Linked DNA regions of Homo sapiens: region 2 is linked to region 1. Evidence: chromatin contacts called from ENCODE Hi-C or POLR2A ChIA-PET data. All regions are on one chromosome and are shown on one strand. Each heading gives the region's core, a stretch centred on a gene start or an enhancer-like site at or near the end of the contact. The rest is flanking DNA. Distances are from core to core; before and after follow the strand shown.

Region 1 (2,911 bases), core at 207-2,706:
ATCCGCTTTCTGCCACTTTCTGTGTGGCTATGAGCAAGTTCCTTAACATCTCTTTGAGTTTCTTGTATGTTACAGGAAGAGTAATAACTTGAGGTTACTATGAAGATTAAATGGGCTGATACAAGTAAAGTGCTAGGGATTTTTTTTTCTTTCTTTTTTTTTTTGCCGGCGTCTTGCTCTGTCACCCGGGCTGGAGTGCAGTGGTGTAATCTCGGCTGACTGCAACCTCTGCCTCCCAGGTTCAAGCAATTCTCCTGCCTCAGTCCCCCGAGTAGCTGGGACTACAGGTGTACCCCACCACACTTGGTTAATTTTTGTATTTTTAGTACAGTCGGGGTTTCACCATGTTGGCCAGGCTGGTCTCAAACTCCTGACCTCAAGTGATCCACCTGCCTCCCCTAGTGTTGGGATTACAGGCGTGAGCCGCCGCACCTGGCAGTGCTGGGGATTTTGTCTGTCTTATCTATCACTGTGACTATAGTACTCAGAGCAATATCTAGCACCCAGTAGGTACTACATACTGTGTCTACAGTAGTTAGGACAGTATCTAGCACACACTAGATGTTCACATGGATATCTGTTGAAAACACCATGGAGTATATACTTGGCATTTAAAATGTGCTCTAAATATTTACCATTTTCTTAGGAAACAGGGTGTGCAGTAGTTAGAATTTAGACTCCGAGATCTATCTATATATCTTATTAGGTGGAGAAGTTGTTTACCCACCCCTTCCTCAGTTTCCTTATATATAAATCAAAGAGAAACATTGAACTTATCTCCTAAAATTGCACAAAGCACAGAGACCCTTCTTTAGTTGTTTTTGTGAGCCACTGTGCTAGAACAATGGTGTTTACTTTCACCTTAGCTCCCTCTATTTGAACTCCTGATGAATAGAGTACTTCAATATGTTTAGGTGGAATTGGTAGCTAATCAGTGGATTCGATTTCCAGGGTTGCTAGAAGTTCCATCTGCCTCAAAATAGCAGTCCGGTGGCTTGCCAACCTGGGATTTCCAATGTGAGTCCTTGCTGGAGTCAGTGACCCAAGATGGCTCCATACTTGGGAACATCCCTTTGATCCTTGGCCATAAATGCTTTGTTCTGGGTGGGCTTGTCAGGATACCAGTTTCTGTTTTGGTTCCTATGTATGGTGCTTTGGTACAAGGAGAGGTCAAGTCTTTCCTAGGGAATGTGTCAGTATTCCCCAGGGCTTGGCGACCTGGCACGATGGGGAAGCTGGAATGAGTATTTGCGGGAATGGCCGAGGGCCTGAGGGCTGTGGGTAGGCTTCCCTGATTTGTCTATCTTTTGTGGACAGGCACTGGGCAGGGTGGAGCAGGCTATGATTTCTTCCTCTTGTTTTTCTGCCTTTTTCATCCCTTGTTCAAAAGTTGAGAGTGGTTAGGCCCATCTTAGACTGGTCAGAAGCAAACTGAAGGACAGAGATAAGCCATCAAACGTAGCAGAGGGGAATTCTGGCTTGGAGCTTCCTGTTAGTCATCTAGAAGACTAAACAGAATTGGGTATTCATAGGCAAAGCCACTTCCTTTGTCAGTCATGTCTGCTTTTCTTCAAATGGAGCCTTAAGAGGCCCTTATGCAAAGGCAGAAATAGATTTATAAATTAAGTGCCAAAGTCAGTTACTTTCATTTTTGTAATCAGTGAGTACTTGGAATGAATACGGATCTTCACTTTGAATACCCAGTTTCAAGATCTGTCCAGGACATCTTAAGCCAATCTACTGGCACCTTCTCACCTGACATTGCTGGGCAGAGGATGAGGGAAGATTCCCGAGGAAAGCAGGGAGGAGCTGGTCACGGAGTAACACACGGTCCTGCCCCACCTCCACATATCTGATGGACACCCCTGATTTGCTCGTGCTCCAGAGACTAACACACATTGTGCCTGGTTTTCTTCTGTTGGAAGCCTCAGTTGCTTCCACCATCCTGTCCAGTTCTACTGCCAAGTCCTCAGGCAGACCACTTGGGCTGAAAGAGCAGGGAGCAGAGTCTACCCAGTGAGGACACCAGCAAACTGGAGTATGTCCAAGCAACAGCAGCCTATGAGGGGAAGGGGGTTGAAATCAGGCCAAGTGCGGAGGGAATGAAGAAACAGGCTGCGTTTATGCAGGAGGAGAGAAGCCTCAGCATCCCCCGAGGGCCCTCTCTAGATTTGCTTTTGGACAAAGGATTAATTTGATTAAGTGTTGGTCGACAGAGCAGTTGGTTGCAAAGTGCAGGAAAGGAGATTTAAAGGCTACACAAAGCTCTGGAGGAGTGAGCCTTGTTCAGGAGATAATATAATGCTAATAAAAAGAAAAGTGACTACATTTACTGAGCACTTACTATAGCTGGACATTAAGTCAAGTCGTGTATGGGCATTAATTTCAGCTGAGCCTCCCAGGAACCCAGTAAGGTAGGGACCATTATTTCTTGCATTCTACAGTCAGAGGAACTGAGGCTTAGGGAGATTCAGCCACTTGCTCAAGCAGGCTGCCCCTGGCTCCTACAGTGCCTTTGTGTGGATTACAAAAAGATATCCTTCCTCTGGTGGGCACAGTGCCAGGGCAGGGTGCAAGCCTTGGCAAGCAGATCGCAGGTTGGGTGCCAGCCTTCACTGCTCTCTTGGCTGGGTGGCCTTGTGCAGGGCACAGCCTGGGCAGTTGTACACTGCAGCCCTAGGCTTGAGGCCAGAGCCAGGAAAAGACAGAACTGGCCTCAAAAGCCACATCTGTCTGACTCCAGAGACAACTAGCTCTTAACTCCTAAGCTTTATCATCTCTCAGGATGGAGACTTCATCTCTCTGAATGCACACAAAAGGGAGGTTAGGGATATGGGGCACACCTGGGAGTAGAGGGGACAGCCTGTGCTCCGTTCCACTGAAGCATCCTAAAAACCCTGCGAGATAGGTA
Region 2 (2,911 bases), core at 239-2,738, 45 kb after region 1:
CACCAGTTTTGGCTTTTCTAGACTCAGTTGAGCTGGGTCTGGTGGCTCATGTCTGTAATCCCAGCACTTTCGGAGGCTGATGTGGGAGGATTGCTTGAGCCCAGGAGTTTGAAATCAGCCTGGACAACATAGTGAGACCCCATCTCTTAAAAAAAAAATTAGGTAGGCATGGTGGCTCATGCCTGTAGTCCCAGCTACTCAAGAGGCTGAGGTGGGAGGATTATTTGAGCCTGGGAGACTGAGGCTGCAGTGAGCTGTGATCATGCTACTGCCCTCTAGCCTGTGTGACAGAGTGAAGCCCTGTCTCAAAATAAATAAAATAAATAAATAAACAAACAGATAGTTGACTGCAGTTTCCTGACCCCTTGAAGTCAGGTGCGGCCATATGCCTTTCTTTGGCAAATGACATGCAAGCAAAAAGTGATGTGCATCTCTCTTGGGTAGATGATTTAAAAGCCAGAAGTGATTTGCCACATTCCTTTCCCCTGTGGCAGAGACAGTGAGCGCACCCGTGCTGAGACAGAGCTGCCAGCCAAGGGCCCAGAGTAAGTAAGTAATCAGAGCCCCCACCCCTCTGCATTGGCCCTGTAGACTGCACCAGAAGTAAACTTCTGCTGTGTTGTAAGCACTGAGATATTGGGGTTGTTAGCACTACCTCAACCCAACTGATGGCCACACTTTAGATGTGCAGGAAATGGTAGCTGTTATGATTTTTTTCTCTTCCTTTTGTCTTCTCTCTCAGAGGTTCTGAGCAATGATGTGACCGATGGTGTCATCCGAGTCATCTGTAGCAAATGCTACTTTTGGATCTATCACCTCGGCATATGGGGAATCCTGTCTGTACAGCTGATATTCCACCTCTACCCTTCTCTTGCCCTATCATTTTGAGAGGGAAGAATTGGGATTAAACACTAGAGTTTTATCACTCATTTTCCTTTGCAAACCTTACCTTGCTTATCTGTGAAATGGATGTGAGAGCCTTGTTTCTATCTTTTCCAGGACTTATTGTATGATTGGTCCATGTATAGCAAGTATTATATACATCCCTCAGAAATTACTATTACTGGGTTTTCTTGTCTACCTTTTTTCCCCCATTCAGCACATGATGGTCAATTTTTTGTTTCTTTCCCCCCAGGATCTTGGAAACAAAGACCTCAACAGGGATAAAATTTACTTGATTTGTCAAATAGTCCGGGTCGGCAAGATGGATCTTAAGGATACTGGTGCAAAGAAGTGCACGCAGGGACTGAGGAGGCCCTTTGGGGTGGCAGGTAAGGGGCACACTCTGCATCATTGATTTTTATGGGAGCGCACATTTTATGTGGCTGAATTGTAATGATGATTTGTTTCCCAACCGCCTCCTGCTGCCCCCACCCCTGCAAAATTTATGCCAGACAGCCCTTAATAACTACATTTCTGGTGACTAAATCAAAATAATTGGTGACTAAGTCCAGATTTATGATGAACACAGTGAATCATGGGCTCCTCTTGTCTGGAGTAGAGCATCGGGAGACCGGGGCCGTCTGAGCAGTTGACACCTTTGCTCCCCAGCTCTGTGAAAAAGGAAAAACAATACAGGCAGGATCTAATTATGAGGAGCAAATCATTTAAAAAGTACATCTAGGACAGGAAATGCAGTTACACAGAATGAGTCACCTACCACACATCTAAATTCCAGATGGAAACGGACATTTGGAGAATTGGCGTGACCTGAGGCAGAGCCCTGCATGAGGCTGCTGTACAGCAACATCAGCTCTGCATTCCTCTTAAGCTTTAGCTCTCCTGGGGTTTCTAAGGCTTCGTCATTCTTGCCCCACTTTTATGGTTTTAGTTATGTTTGACTACCACTTGTACTGTTATTTACCAAATATAGTTTCTTTTAATCAACCTGCTTTACATAATGTATGTTTTTCATCAAAGGCGATTTAAATTCCTGTGAAAATGGCAATTTGATATGCCAGTTTTCTTTTTATTAAAATATAAAATTTTAAGAGTATACCGTGCATAACCCCTATGTACCATAGCTAACCTCAGTGTTTCAGGTTTCTCACTTCAAGATGCTCTGATCTGTAATCGCAGACCTGCTTACTCTCCAACTAGTCCCCTGGCACTGCTTGCAAAGCGGTGGAGTGGAGGATGTTTTACTGAGCTCACTGTTTTTTTTTTTTTTTTAACCTGGCACTGCGGCTAGCTAGCCAGCCAGTGATATTGGGCAAGCATTTTCCCCAGAGCCTTAGTTTTATTATGTGCAAAATGAAGGACTCATACCTGGTTAATTCATGAAATCCTCTACTGCTCTAAAATGCTCTGATTCTACTTGTGGGGGCATTTCTGACATCATGGTGTTTCTGTTAAGGCAGTAAGGATCCTTCAACCTTACTGCAAAGTGTGTCTTTGTCCTCAGCTGTAGCCTGCCCTCTCTTTTGGTGTCAGATGACAGAAATCTGATCTAAACTGGTAGAAGAAGGAAAAGAAAAGGTACTTTATTGGTGTAACTGAAGAGCTTATGAATAGATCGCTTCAGGCATAGCTGGATCCAGGAACTCAAATCAGTTTGTCTCTTTCTTGCTCCCATGTCCTCATGCTGGCTTACTATGAAGAATTTGTCTCTTTCTTGCTCAGCCCCTATGTCTTCATGCTGGCTTACTAAGAAGATGGCTGTCCAACTAGTTGGCAAATTATCAGCCAGCTGTTCCAAGCTTGCATCCTACCAACTTAGCAACCAGTGGAAAGAATGTACCTCTTTCCCATTAGTTTCAGCAGAAGCCCCAGGAGCTTTAATATAGGTCACGTCCTCATCTCCATAGTCTTTACTCTGGGCAGGGAGAGATGATTATCTGATCTACCAGGTCCTATGAATAACTTTGGAGCCAAAGGGAAATTGCCCTGCCCTAATCACAGCCCTGAGGAT

Evidence for each region. A loop is a pair of places that touch in the nucleus more often than their neighbours do. ChIA-PET counts read pairs that join two places held with the same protein, here RNA polymerase II (POLR2A). Pooled maps may share reads with other maps.
Region 2: a loop to region 1 is called in a pooled map, with 2.7 times the contacts of the local background. The contact joins two enhancer-like sites. A Hi-C loop is called at or near these places in 1 of 168 maps with a recorded cell type or tissue (PC-3), 10 of 37 single-sample maps with no recorded cell type and 12 of 50 pooled maps. POLR2A ChIA-PET finds 5 or more read pairs at or near these places in 2 of 52 experiments (activated CD4-positive, alpha-beta memory T cell and activated T-cell).

The regions. Positions count from the first base shown.
Region 1 is chr5:169,649,660-169,652,570 of GRCh38, forward strand. The region is part of intron 1 of DOCK2 (dedicator of cytokinesis 2); the gene reads left to right. Among named protein-coding and RNA genes, the nearest start is that of DOCK2, 14 kb to the left of the region's middle. RefSeq lists a silencer at 428-487. Within about 2 kb of position 1,457, at least 8 of the 41 ENCODE cell types and tissues checked have a DNase peak (open chromatin) inside an H3K27ac peak, as active enhancers do; they include PC-3, where a contact is called at or near this core.
Region 2 is chr5:169,694,668-169,697,578 of GRCh38, forward strand. It overlaps DOCK2 (dedicator of cytokinesis 2), which reads left to right. Exons shown (of 52, transcript NM_004946.3): 10 at 1,136-1,271. Among named protein-coding and RNA genes, the nearest start is that of DOCK2, 59 kb to the left of the region's middle. RefSeq lists an enhancer at 811-2,010. Within about 2 kb of position 1,489, at least 5 of the 41 ENCODE cell types and tissues checked have a DNase peak (open chromatin) inside an H3K27ac peak, as active enhancers do; they include PC-3, where a contact is called at or near this core.